Linked DNA regions of Homo sapiens: region 2 is linked to region 1. A link is an interaction called in ENCODE POLR2A ChIA-PET data of the cell type or tissue named here. Cell type or tissue: A673. All regions are shown on one strand. Each heading gives the region's core, and the rest is flanking DNA. Links, peaks and the distances in the headings are about the cores only.

Region 1 (5,374 bases), core at 64-5,063:
ATGAAATTGCAAGGAAGAGAGCAAGTGATCTGTTGAGAAACCAAGAGGGCAGGTGTGGCAGAAGGCCTCATCCAGGAGCCAGCGTGCTTCCGTACATGATCCTGTGAGTAGCAGAGAGCAGAATGTGAAGTGCAGGAGTAGACCAAGGCCAAGGTCAGGTCCAGCTGAGGCAGCCAGTGAATTCCATCACACCCAGTAAAACTGGGTTTCTCCCGGCATCTTCTGCAGGCTGTGGCATCAGGAGGCAGATTCCTGTTAGAAGCAGAGCCCCAGCCCTAGCCCAAGGCCAACTGAATCAGAAGAGCAGCTCACCTGCTTCAGCTCCATCTGCAGGCTCAGCTCTCATCACGTTCTAGACCAAGCGTGGCCCTGGATGAGAGGCAGCCTCCAGCAGTTGGTCCAGGAAAGGTAGACAGTCCTGCTGAGGCCCCAGTCTTATGACTGACCATCTGCCTGAGGCTGTCTCTTGCACTGTCCCCTCATAGTTTCTTTTCTCTGGCCATCCCCACCCCAACCCCCTCAAGGCCAGGTCCTGACAGGGCCCCACACCTGATCTCCCCCTGACAGATGCTGTTGGTCCCAGGCCCAGAGTTCTGCTAAGGCCACCCACCTGGCTCTGTGCTGCTCTGTTTTCATTGCCTCTACAACTTCACCCCAGATCTCTGTGTTAGCTTTGATCTGGGCTCACAAAACGTGTGTCTTGCTTGTTCCACTTCTTTGATACGATCTCCTGAAGTCAGATTCATTCTCAGATCCACATCTAGACTAATTAGAAGCTTTCAGTTTCAGGTAACAACAAAAAAAAAATCCCAACTCTAACTGGCTTCTTAAATGAAGGAAATTTATAGATGTCTCTGAAAAATGCAAAGGAAAGTGGACATCAGGTATGACTTGATCAGGACTTCCAGCCCCATTGTTGTGATTCTTTTATCTCTAATCTCCTCTGTTTCCTTCCTCATACTAGTTTTTTTTTTTTAATGGCAGAAAATAGCTGTAGCATTTTCAGGCCTCAGGTACACATACCACTTTGGCCAGGAAAGAGAAAGAGGATGTCTCCTTGGCCACCACATCTCATTCCCCATCCCCCCATAGCATCATCAAACAAAAATCTGATTGAGCCAACTCAGGTTACCTGACCATCCCTGAACCAATCATTGTGGCAAAGGAACTAGTTACTCAATTGGTTTAGGTTAATCAAGAACCACATACCCATTTCTCCCTTCCCTCCAGAGCTAAGAATCTAATCACTTCCACCTCGAATACACAGTTTTCAGTTTATTATAAAAAGCAGAGATAAATGATTACAGGACAAAGCCTGTGCACTATCGTGTGCTGCCTCAATGTCTGCTTTCCCTGGGCTGGTGGAACACAAGGGAAAAACTGCACACAGATGCACTCTAGGTCTTGCTGTGGACATATGCTCTCATTTCTTTCAGGTAAATAACCTAGGAGTGGGATTACTGGGTTGTGTGCTAAGTATGTTTGTAAGAAACCACCAACAGCTTTGCAAAGTGGCTAAACCATTTGTATTTCCACCACCTACATGTGGGATTCCAGGTGCCCCACATCATCACCAGCACTTAGTATTATCAGTACTATTTTGTTTTGTTTTCATTTTAGCCATTCTATTGAGCACGAGTGGCACGTCACTGTGGTTTTAATTTGCATTTCCCTGACGAGCCATAATGTTGGGCATTTTTTAACAGGCTTCTTTGCCATCTTCTTTGGTGAAAAATCTGTTTAAATCATTGCCCATTTGTTAGTCAGGGGTTTTGTCCTCTTCTTATTATATTGTCCAGGCAGTCTCTAAATCATCACACTCGACTAAGCACTCCTCTGAGTCCTTCTGTCCAATTTATTTCCATAGCCAAATCAATAGTGGGTAGAGCCATTAGAAATGATTTAAACTGATCATGGCAATGTTTTATTAGTTCTGTTTCTTGGATTTAGGTTTGCAAGAGAGGTACTCATAATCAGCACGGTGCAATGGGGGAAAGAAAATGAAGCAATCATTTCCCTTTAGTATGGCACACCTGGATGTATCTGAGATGCATCATTCCAGAAATGTGAAGAGAAAAGCAGGAACCTCTCGTGGCCAGGGGTGAGGACTCCTTCCATGTAGTTTTCACATGCTCCTTCAAAGTGAGTAATTTTCATGTTTCTCTTGAAACTCACTTCCAAGGAGCACCATGAAAATTACTGGAAGGAATATTCACCTTCTGAAACTCACTGCCTACATCTTCGGCAAAAATTTTCTTTCTTTCTTTCTTTTTTTTTTTTTTTTGAGATAGAGTCTCACTGCGTTGCCCATGCTGGAGTGCAGTGGCACGATCTTGGCTCACTACAACCTCCACCTCCCAAGTTTAAGCGATTCTCCTGCCTCAGCCTCCCGAGTAGCTGAGATTACAGGTGCCTGCCACCATGCCTGGCTAATTTTTGTATTTTTAGTAGGGACAGGGTTTCGCCATGTTAGTCAGGCTGGTCTCCAACTCCTGACCTCAGATGATCCGCCTGCCTCAGCCTCCCCAAGTGCTGGACTTATAGGCGTGAGCCACCGCACATGGCTGGCAAAGACTTTCAATGTACAAGTTGCCCAGAGTCTTACCATCATGGCAGCTGAGCACTGTCCCAAGATGAGAGTCCATTTTTGGGGCACAAATGTCATTTCTTTCCATGACACCACATTCCCCACACTGCCTCCTATCACAGGCAAGTGGGGCTCTTAGCAAGAATCTGCCAAATGAGCCCAGGGCTAATTGAACCAAAGCCAGGTCACCCCTTAGCAAAATCACAGAAGGAGGTAGAGACTGGGCATCCAGGCCCCTCTGCCCCGCAAGTAGCTGAACCTGAGTTGAAGGTTAAGTATAGTGAGGACAAAAGCCAGTCAGGCTGGCAGATGCTTGTTTTATTTATGCTTCCCTTTAACAAGCACACCTACAGTACTTACCTTGTGGCAGGCACTGTCTCGCAGCGTTACATATGTGAACTCATTTTGATCCTTTCAATAACTCCTGGAGAAAGACATTGTTGAGAAAAGAGGAAACCAAGGCTCAGAGAGGCTGAGTACTGTGTCAGTCACAGAACCAATGAGTTGGGAGACGTTGAGGGCTGCAGGGATACAGCTAAACAACACAGGCAAAGCAGGGTAACTGCTTCCTCAAGGCTGGCTCCCAGAGTCAGCTTAGACCAAGGGCCTCATACCCTAAAGCTCCCTCCACAGTGTGGCTGTCCTCAACATTCCTTCACAGCTCAGTGCCCTCTTATCACCATGCAACCCACTTCAGTGAGTAATCAGAGGGGCACACTTGGGTGCAAAGGGACTGGCAGCCCAGAAAATGCCTTCTTCCGCACTGCTGCAACATGTGACATCTGCTGAGCTCGTTCTCCTGCTGGACCCCGGCCATTCACTCCTGAACCCCACAACAGCTGCCGGGTGGGCCCAGGCACCCCTAGCCTTAGCACAGAGACCCCTCATCTCCACACCTGCCCTTTCTGCACAGGCAGAGCCAGCCTGCACACCAAGTGAGGGGAGGCGAAGGATTCCCGTCATGGCCTTCGAACTCCACCCTTGGGCAAAAAAGCACTGGAAAGCTTCCCCTGGTAAAAGGGCACACAGGACATTAGCAAGTCACAAAAGTGTATGTGCAGCAGGCAGGGAAGGCTTCCACCTCTGTTCCTTCGACTGGTGTCCACTGAAGACTCCCTGGTCTTCCCTCCTATCAACCCCCTACACAGGTCACCATGTAGGGAGTGACAGAGCAGACCAGATTTCATGCCCTAGGTCCAAGCAGCTACAGTCCAGGTGGCTATGGCCTGAACCACACCAGGACCTGAGGCCTGAGACCTCCTAGAATCTAAAAATGCAGGCCTGTCTGTACACAATAATGTGAATTAAAGGTGGTTTGTCTCGTAGTTATTTGTGAATTTAAAGCCAGGGTCATAGTCCACTGATTGTGTTCTAGGGAGAAATGTTTATTATAGTCTTCTTTGGGCAGTAAGCTCATTCACTGATTTAACAAATGTTTACTGAGAGCCTACTATGTGCCAGGCACAGTTTCAGGCACTGAAGAGGCACTAGAGAAAAAATTACATTCTAGTAGCAGGCTTCGAGATGTTAAATACTCAACAGAGGTGATAGATTGGTAGGTAGGTGAGTGGGTGGGTGGCTGAGTGGATGGATGGATGGATAGATGGAGAGAGAGTAAGATATTAATATAGTGGGATAGTGGGATAGTGAGATAGGGAGAAGATATATGGAGTCAAGTGGTGGCCAATGCTATGAAAAAGCAATACAGCATGGTAAGCGTTAAAGAAAGTACATGAGAGAGAAGTTACTGTGTTATAAAGAGTTTTCAGGGAAGACACCCCTGCAAGCACTGATAGCATAGTGCCGTGAAAAAATATTAAGACATTGCACTCTGTGAAGAAAATGGCACCATTTAAAATGTAGACTCTGATTTGGTGCAGTTTTGAACATGAGTCACTCTCTGAGCAGAAGGAATGTGCCATCCCAGTAAACTGCCAGCCATTGCCCCCAGGAACAGTGTAAAATGCTGGTCTTCTAGGTTCACAAGCTAGAGTAAGAAAACAGCAAGGCCAAGGGCAACAGGAAGAGGCATATTCATCGACCATCCCCAACCCTGGCAACAGTGAAATGCATGATGTGTCTAAGCAGACACATCACGCATTTTTTCTGCTGAGGGAATCACTGTGCTAGGCTGTGAGCTCCCCAAGAATGCAGCCCGTCTCTGCCTGTTCCTTACTGCATCTGCAGCACCAACAGTAGTGTCACATATGGTAAGGGCTGAAGCATCTTCGATAAGGGCCTGGCTAGCTGATATCCTGCCCTTGATGCAGGGCAGGGGAGGATGAGTATATGATCAGAGTTCACAGGGCCCTTCAGCTGGCACAAACGTGCTCAGGGACTATTCTAGGGGTGCCTGGGTAGTCAGATGGATGCATGGATGAATGAGTATCACAAGTTGCCACCAGATACACCAAAGACAAGGTGAGTTGAAACAGCACAAACTCTGGGTAGCATTTGAGACACAGTCATGAAACCGAATTATTGATTTCATGTGGACTTCCATTCACTGCTTTTTAGCGGCAGGCACAAAGCATACTGAGGTGAACAAAACAGGAAAGGTTTCTTCCCTTCTAGAGCTCACAGACCCATGGGAGAACACAGGCAAGGAGCATCTGAACCAATCAATGATCAGATAATAGAAGACAAAAGTTATTGATGGAAATGCATTGGGCAATGGGATGGGTGGTGAACAGTGGAGAAGGTGGAGGAACAGCTTTAGCGAGGGTGATCGGGGAAGTGTCTCAAAGAAACCCCAAATCATGACAGCAACTCCAATCAAGATCTAGG
Region 2 (5,374 bases), core at 317-5,316, 350 kb before region 1:
GCTCCAGCCTACCTTGAAGATGAAGAGCCAGTCTGTAGTCTTCAAGGTCAAGGTGTCTATGGGTCATAAATGCATTTAACAGCATGAACGCTGGGTGACAAACCCAATAAAGAAATAGTTTCACTCTTTGAACACTTGTGAAGTGCTCATGTATGAGACAAATTTCAAGGCCTAATTTGACTCCAACGTCCTGACCACTTCTTCTATCTCATGGCGAACTTTTCTGTTTTTGAATTTATTCATAATTTAATTTGATATAATTCAACCAACTTTTATTGGGGAGCCATGCTCTGTTGGTAACATATGGGTCTAAATAGCATATGGGACACAGTCGTTGCTTTGAAGGCACCTAGAGTCAAGTAGGGAGAATGGGCATGTACAGTCAAAAGACTCTCATGCCACCTGTGAGGTGCCCCTAAAGAGCAGTGTGGGAGTGTGCAAGGGGTGTTGATAGTGAGTGATATGGGTTAATTCCACAAGACAGCTCAGGGGGAAGCCAGCAGTGCCTTCCTAGAGAAGCTTGGAGTTTCTGTCCCTCCCAGGGGGTTGATAGACCGGCCCATATATCATAGTATGCTTCTATCCTCCACTCTACACTAGTTTTAGAGAAAAAATAAGCAGGCTTGTCATGGTGGCTCATGCCTATAATCCTAGTACTTCGGAAGGCTGGGGTGGGAGGATTGCTTGAGGCCAAGAGCTTGAGACCAGCCTTGGCAACATAGCAAGACCGCAACTCTGCAAAAAAAATATGCAAAAATTGGCCAGGCATGGTGGTGCATGCCTGTATTCCCAGCCACTGGGGAGGCTGAGGAGGCAGCATCATTTGAGCCCAGGCGTTTGAGGCTGCAGTAAACTATGATTGCGCCACTTCACTCCAGCCTGGGTGACAAAGTGAGACCCTGTCTCAAAAACAAAACAAAACAAACAAAAAACAAACAAACTTAACATGAGCACCAAGGGCATATTGAAAGGTCAACAGCTGTGGCAGAAACCCACAGAGAGAGAGGGATGCAAGTGTGGAGATGGAGTGAGGGAGTGTCCCTTGGGGATGGTGGCTCATGTTTATAAACCTCACTCTATTTTTCGGTAGAGTTTCCCTCTTCTTTTCTGGGCTGTTATTCTCCAAGGAACTACCTAAGCTCTGGACACTTCCAAGCCTTGCAACGAACTTTAAAATGTGATATTCATTACATTATTTAGCACTTGGCCTGAAATGATGACAATGAGAAATTATGGCAACACAACAAACATTTGATTAGCTCTGTTTCATTAGGATTCTTCACATTTTGAGTTTAGAGACCCTCTAGGTTTCGGGAGCTGCAGATGTTCATCCATTTTCCTTTCCTTCTGAAGTTCCTTCTGCCATGGAAAGAGAAGTTGGGAGGAATTTCAGCACCTGGTGCTCCTGGGCCTGCAGGCGGGGGTCAGTGTCTGGTGTGGATGGCGGGGTCGTGCATCTGGATTTGGTTAGCTGGCTGGCCATCTGCTGTTCCCCTGCCTCAGCTGCCCATCTTCACCTGCTTTGCCATCTGTAAGTCATCCTGAGAAGGGATTTCATGAGAATTACCTTCTGAGAAGGCCTGGTGTGCCGTCCCTTTCAAGTCATGGGAATCTGTGCTTTGTGGGTTCGGCACCTGTTCCCGTCATGTGCTAGCTCAGCTTGCAGAACATCCACCCAGCTTGCAGAACAGCTTGGGTCCAGTCTCTCTGAGACAACCAAACACCAGCAGGGCCAGGCTGGAATCTGGGCTCTGAGCTGATCCTTCCCCTGCTCTCCATGCATAGGACCTGTCTCTTCTCCTGCGTCGTCATTGAATGGACAACAGCATGAGCATTGACCTGTGGCTGAATTCAGCTGGATTGAGATTCACTCTTGGTGAGAGGGAGATTGAGCAGGAGAGATATGCAGCTCTCATGAGGGGCTCTTGGTTTGGCCTCCTTCTCATCAAATCCCAGCCTGCTCCCCCTTTTTCCTCGCAGCCTCCACCTCGCCTTCTGATTTAAGCCTGGGCCTGAGTTTCACGTCTGTCGGTTTTACTTTCAGTCGATTTTACGGGTGCCTGAGCGGCTGTAACATTTTCCTGCTGCCTTTTCTATTTTCAACCCAAATAGGAAGTGACAAAGATGGTTTTGGTGCAGAGAGAATGTGATTCATTTTGTTACTTTTTTAAAACTTTTTTTAAAGTTCAATATATGTACAGAAAAGGGTATCTATCATAAGTGTATATAGCTTGATGAATTTTCACTAACTAGACAGCAGCCGCCAAATTAAGAAACAGAGCAGGATCTGCACCCTTGAAACCTGCACATGGTCCTTCCGAGTCACCCCCCACAAGAGTGACCACTGTCCCAGCTTCTAACAGCAGAGAGCAGCTCTGCCTGTTCTTGTGCCGTTTGTCATCTGTGTGTCTGTTTTCTTGCTGAATGTTATGCTTGTGAGATTCATCCGTGTCGTCATGTCTAGTTGTAGGTTATTCATTATTGTTGCCGTTCACAGTTTTATTGTGAGAACTGATGGACATTTGTGTGATTTCCACTGTTCATCTATAATGAGCTGTGCAGCTCAGAACATTCTTGTTCATGCCTTTCCGCCATCACTTGCATGTATTTTGATCTGGTGTATACTCCAGAGTGGAATGGCAGGGTCTGAGGGGATGCTATGTTCGGCTGCAGTAGATCCTAATAAACAGTTTTCCAACATGGAGGTACCTATTTAAAGTGTAACTTCGATTTTAAAGCAAAGTGGATGCTTGGGTTTGAACTTCACAGTCACATTTATTGGATTGAAAGGGCTCATTGGCAACCCACAGCCAAGAGACCAAGAGAGAGTCCTAACCATGGGGAGGGAGCAGTTGCCAGTGCCCTGGCATCCTGGTCCCCGCCCTGGTCTGGTGTTGGGTCTCTGCAGCATGCAAAGGGGATGGCCAGACAAGACACACCGAAGACACACCTCCTGCCCTCTGGAGGCTGATTGTTTCCACAATGACGACAATGATCATCAGTATTACTATTGATCTTTCTCCTCCTCCTGTCCTTCTCTTTCACTTCTCCCCTCCACTTCACCCAAAAAAAGGAGTTTTATTCCCATCCCTCACCCAGCACACACATGGGCGCATGCACACACACACACACACACACACCTGCCAAATTCGTGGGAGGACCCACTCCTAAGGTTGGGATGCAGTTGGGAATCACAGTGTGGGGAAAAGTGTTAGTTACACTGGAGGAAGTGTGATGCAATCACTGGAGCTCTTTGAGAAAAGCTTATTTTAAAAAAAAAAAAAAAAAACAACACAGAGTAAGAATGAGTCTTTCCAAAATTACTGTGTCTTGGGCCAGGCCTGGAGACAGCCCTATCCCTCTCTTATGCTCCTTGTGCAGTGTTTGAGATGCCTAAGCCCGTATGAAGCACAACAGGAGAAGCAGCCCCAGTACCCTCAGATAAAAGCAACAGGTGATGCGTTTTCTAAATAGTGCATTGCCTTTCTAGTGCCACCTCCTGCAACTGGGGATCCCACTGCCAGCAGCCTCTCCAGGCACCCCCAAGGCTGTCTCCCACAGGTGGGCTAGGAGATGGGGAACAGGGCTCGCTGCTCACCTGAGGACCTGCACGGGCAACTGGAAGGGGCCAGCTGAACACAAGAGGCACTGGGTGCTGTTGGAGAAGAGGGTGCTTCTTCGGGACATTTGTTAGCCCATCAGAGGATGGTGACCCCAGGGTGGCTGACCCTTTCTTCCTCCATTCACTTCAGCTGGGTGTGGCAGAGGAGCTTGGACACGCATCAATTGCATGTCTGCAGGGCCAGAGAGGTGTGTCATATTAGCAGGTAACCAATTTGATCCACACCACCCTGTCACATTGTTTTCACCCCAAGGGTCCTGGCTCCCAGCCTGAGGGATCTCAAAGGTCCCCCTCGATGGCTTTGCCTTTGAGAAGTAGGGGGAGTGGAGGCATGGGTGAGGAAACTGCCTGGACACAACCCAGGGGCCCTGTGGGCAGCCTTGGCACTAGTCCAGGGCTGGGAAGCTGCCCCCTCAGTTCTATGGCCCTCGTTGGACTGTATGGGACCCCATGGTCTGTGGAGTGGGAGAAGCACAATCTGCGGTTGTCCTGAGTCTTTTCTGTCTTCCTGCAGGCTGCCCAACCCCAAGGGCCTAACAGAGATGATCAGTTTAACCAGGTAGAACATGGTGGTTTTGATACCTCCTTCTGTTAGTTTCTTCCAAATGGCCAATGTCTTGGAAAATTCTGTTGACCAGTAAAGCTTTATTAATAAAGCATTCATTTTTTCGTTTTCCCACTGAAAATCATCATAGACCCACATGACTGCCAGTGGGGCTTCAGGTCACACTGCAACAACTGCTGTGACTACTAGAGTTTATCTAACTGTGTCTGAAACTAGAGGCTCGTGATGTTCTTGTGAGCCATTGCAGCCTCAATGGTGTACATCTGAGGTTCCTGTTGCTTTGAAATAACATGCAGACCCTCAATACCACACTGTCCTACTTCTAGAAGGAGAAGTAGCTCTGAATTGTGAGTTTGCATTGTAAAAGCAGTTTTCTCCTTCCAGGAGTTTCCAAATTCTAAGTGACAGGGAACTCCAGGGATAGTAAAACTCTCTTCAGAGTGGACAAAACTCTGTATGTGCAGACAGGCTCAGGAAGCCAGGGAAGCCAGAGGAGGTGCTGCTGCAGTAACTCATCTCTCTTGTGAAGGTGGAAATGAAAAAGGAATCTCAGACCTCCTTCTGTGGGTCACCCACTGTCTCTGGTTAGTGAGCCTGATTTGTGGGCAGGTGAGTAATTGAGGGAGGGAAGGAGGATAGGCTGGGGATGAAGGTTGGGTTGGGATGTTGTCTCTGCTTGGGTTTGGCTGATCCCACAGGGTGCTCTGGAGCACAACAACATCACACAGTTGATCTTATCTTGGGTCAATGGGACCACTTTTTGTAGACCCAGTCAGCCACTCACTAGCCCCTGGCTGCCCCTCGCATGGGGCAGGGGAAATGTGTGACTCCTAAGCAAGGCAGCTTCTCTGGACATGGGGGAAGCTGAGAGCCAGGAGCAGCCAGAGCTCACAGCAGCAGGGTGCATGGCCGGCAAGGGTATCTGCAGGCATTGGCAGCAAGTGCCACGCCTCCCACTTGTGAACCTGGCTGGCCACGGGCTACCACCTCTCTCAGCCTGTCCCGGTGAAGAGGGTTGGTCTAGATTTAGATCCTACTGTTTGAATAAGTCTCTGCAGCCCTGCAGGGATCTTGCAGTAGATTGAGGGAAAGCAAACCAACCATGTCCAAAAAGACCATGCCAGTGGGCAAAGTGGAGCAGCGGAGATGTGGCTGTTAGGGTAGGACACGGACGGGGTTATCCAGAG

Evidence for each region. Peaks named below come from ENCODE experiments on the same cell type or tissue, not always from the same donor. Only the 100,000 strongest peaks of a DNase experiment are listed, where the experiment ranks them.
Region 2: POLR2A ChIA-PET joins it to region 1 with 5 read pairs; 1 of 35 experiments calls an interaction of 5 or more read pairs at or near these places.

What each region holds. Positions count from the first base shown.
Region 1 is chr20:19,590,530-19,595,903 of GRCh38, forward strand. The region is part of intron 6 of SLC24A3 (solute carrier family 24 member 3); the gene reads left to right. Among named protein-coding and RNA genes, the nearest start is that of RIN2, 170 kb to the right of the region's middle. In A673, for the core only: no CTCF peak of the experiment used is centred there; no DNase peak of the experiment used is centred there; H3K27ac peaks cover 699 bases.
Region 2 is chr20:19,235,850-19,241,223 of GRCh38, forward strand. All of the region lies in intron 1 of SLC24A3 (solute carrier family 24 member 3), which reads left to right. It overlaps LOC124904879 (a long non-coding RNA gene), which reads left to right. Exons shown (of 2, transcript XR_007067552.1): 2 at 1-5,374. Among named protein-coding and RNA genes, the nearest start is that of SLC24A3, 26 kb to the left of the region's middle. In A673, for the core only: no CTCF peak of the experiment used is centred there; no DNase peak of the experiment used is centred there; H3K27ac peaks cover 2,140 bases.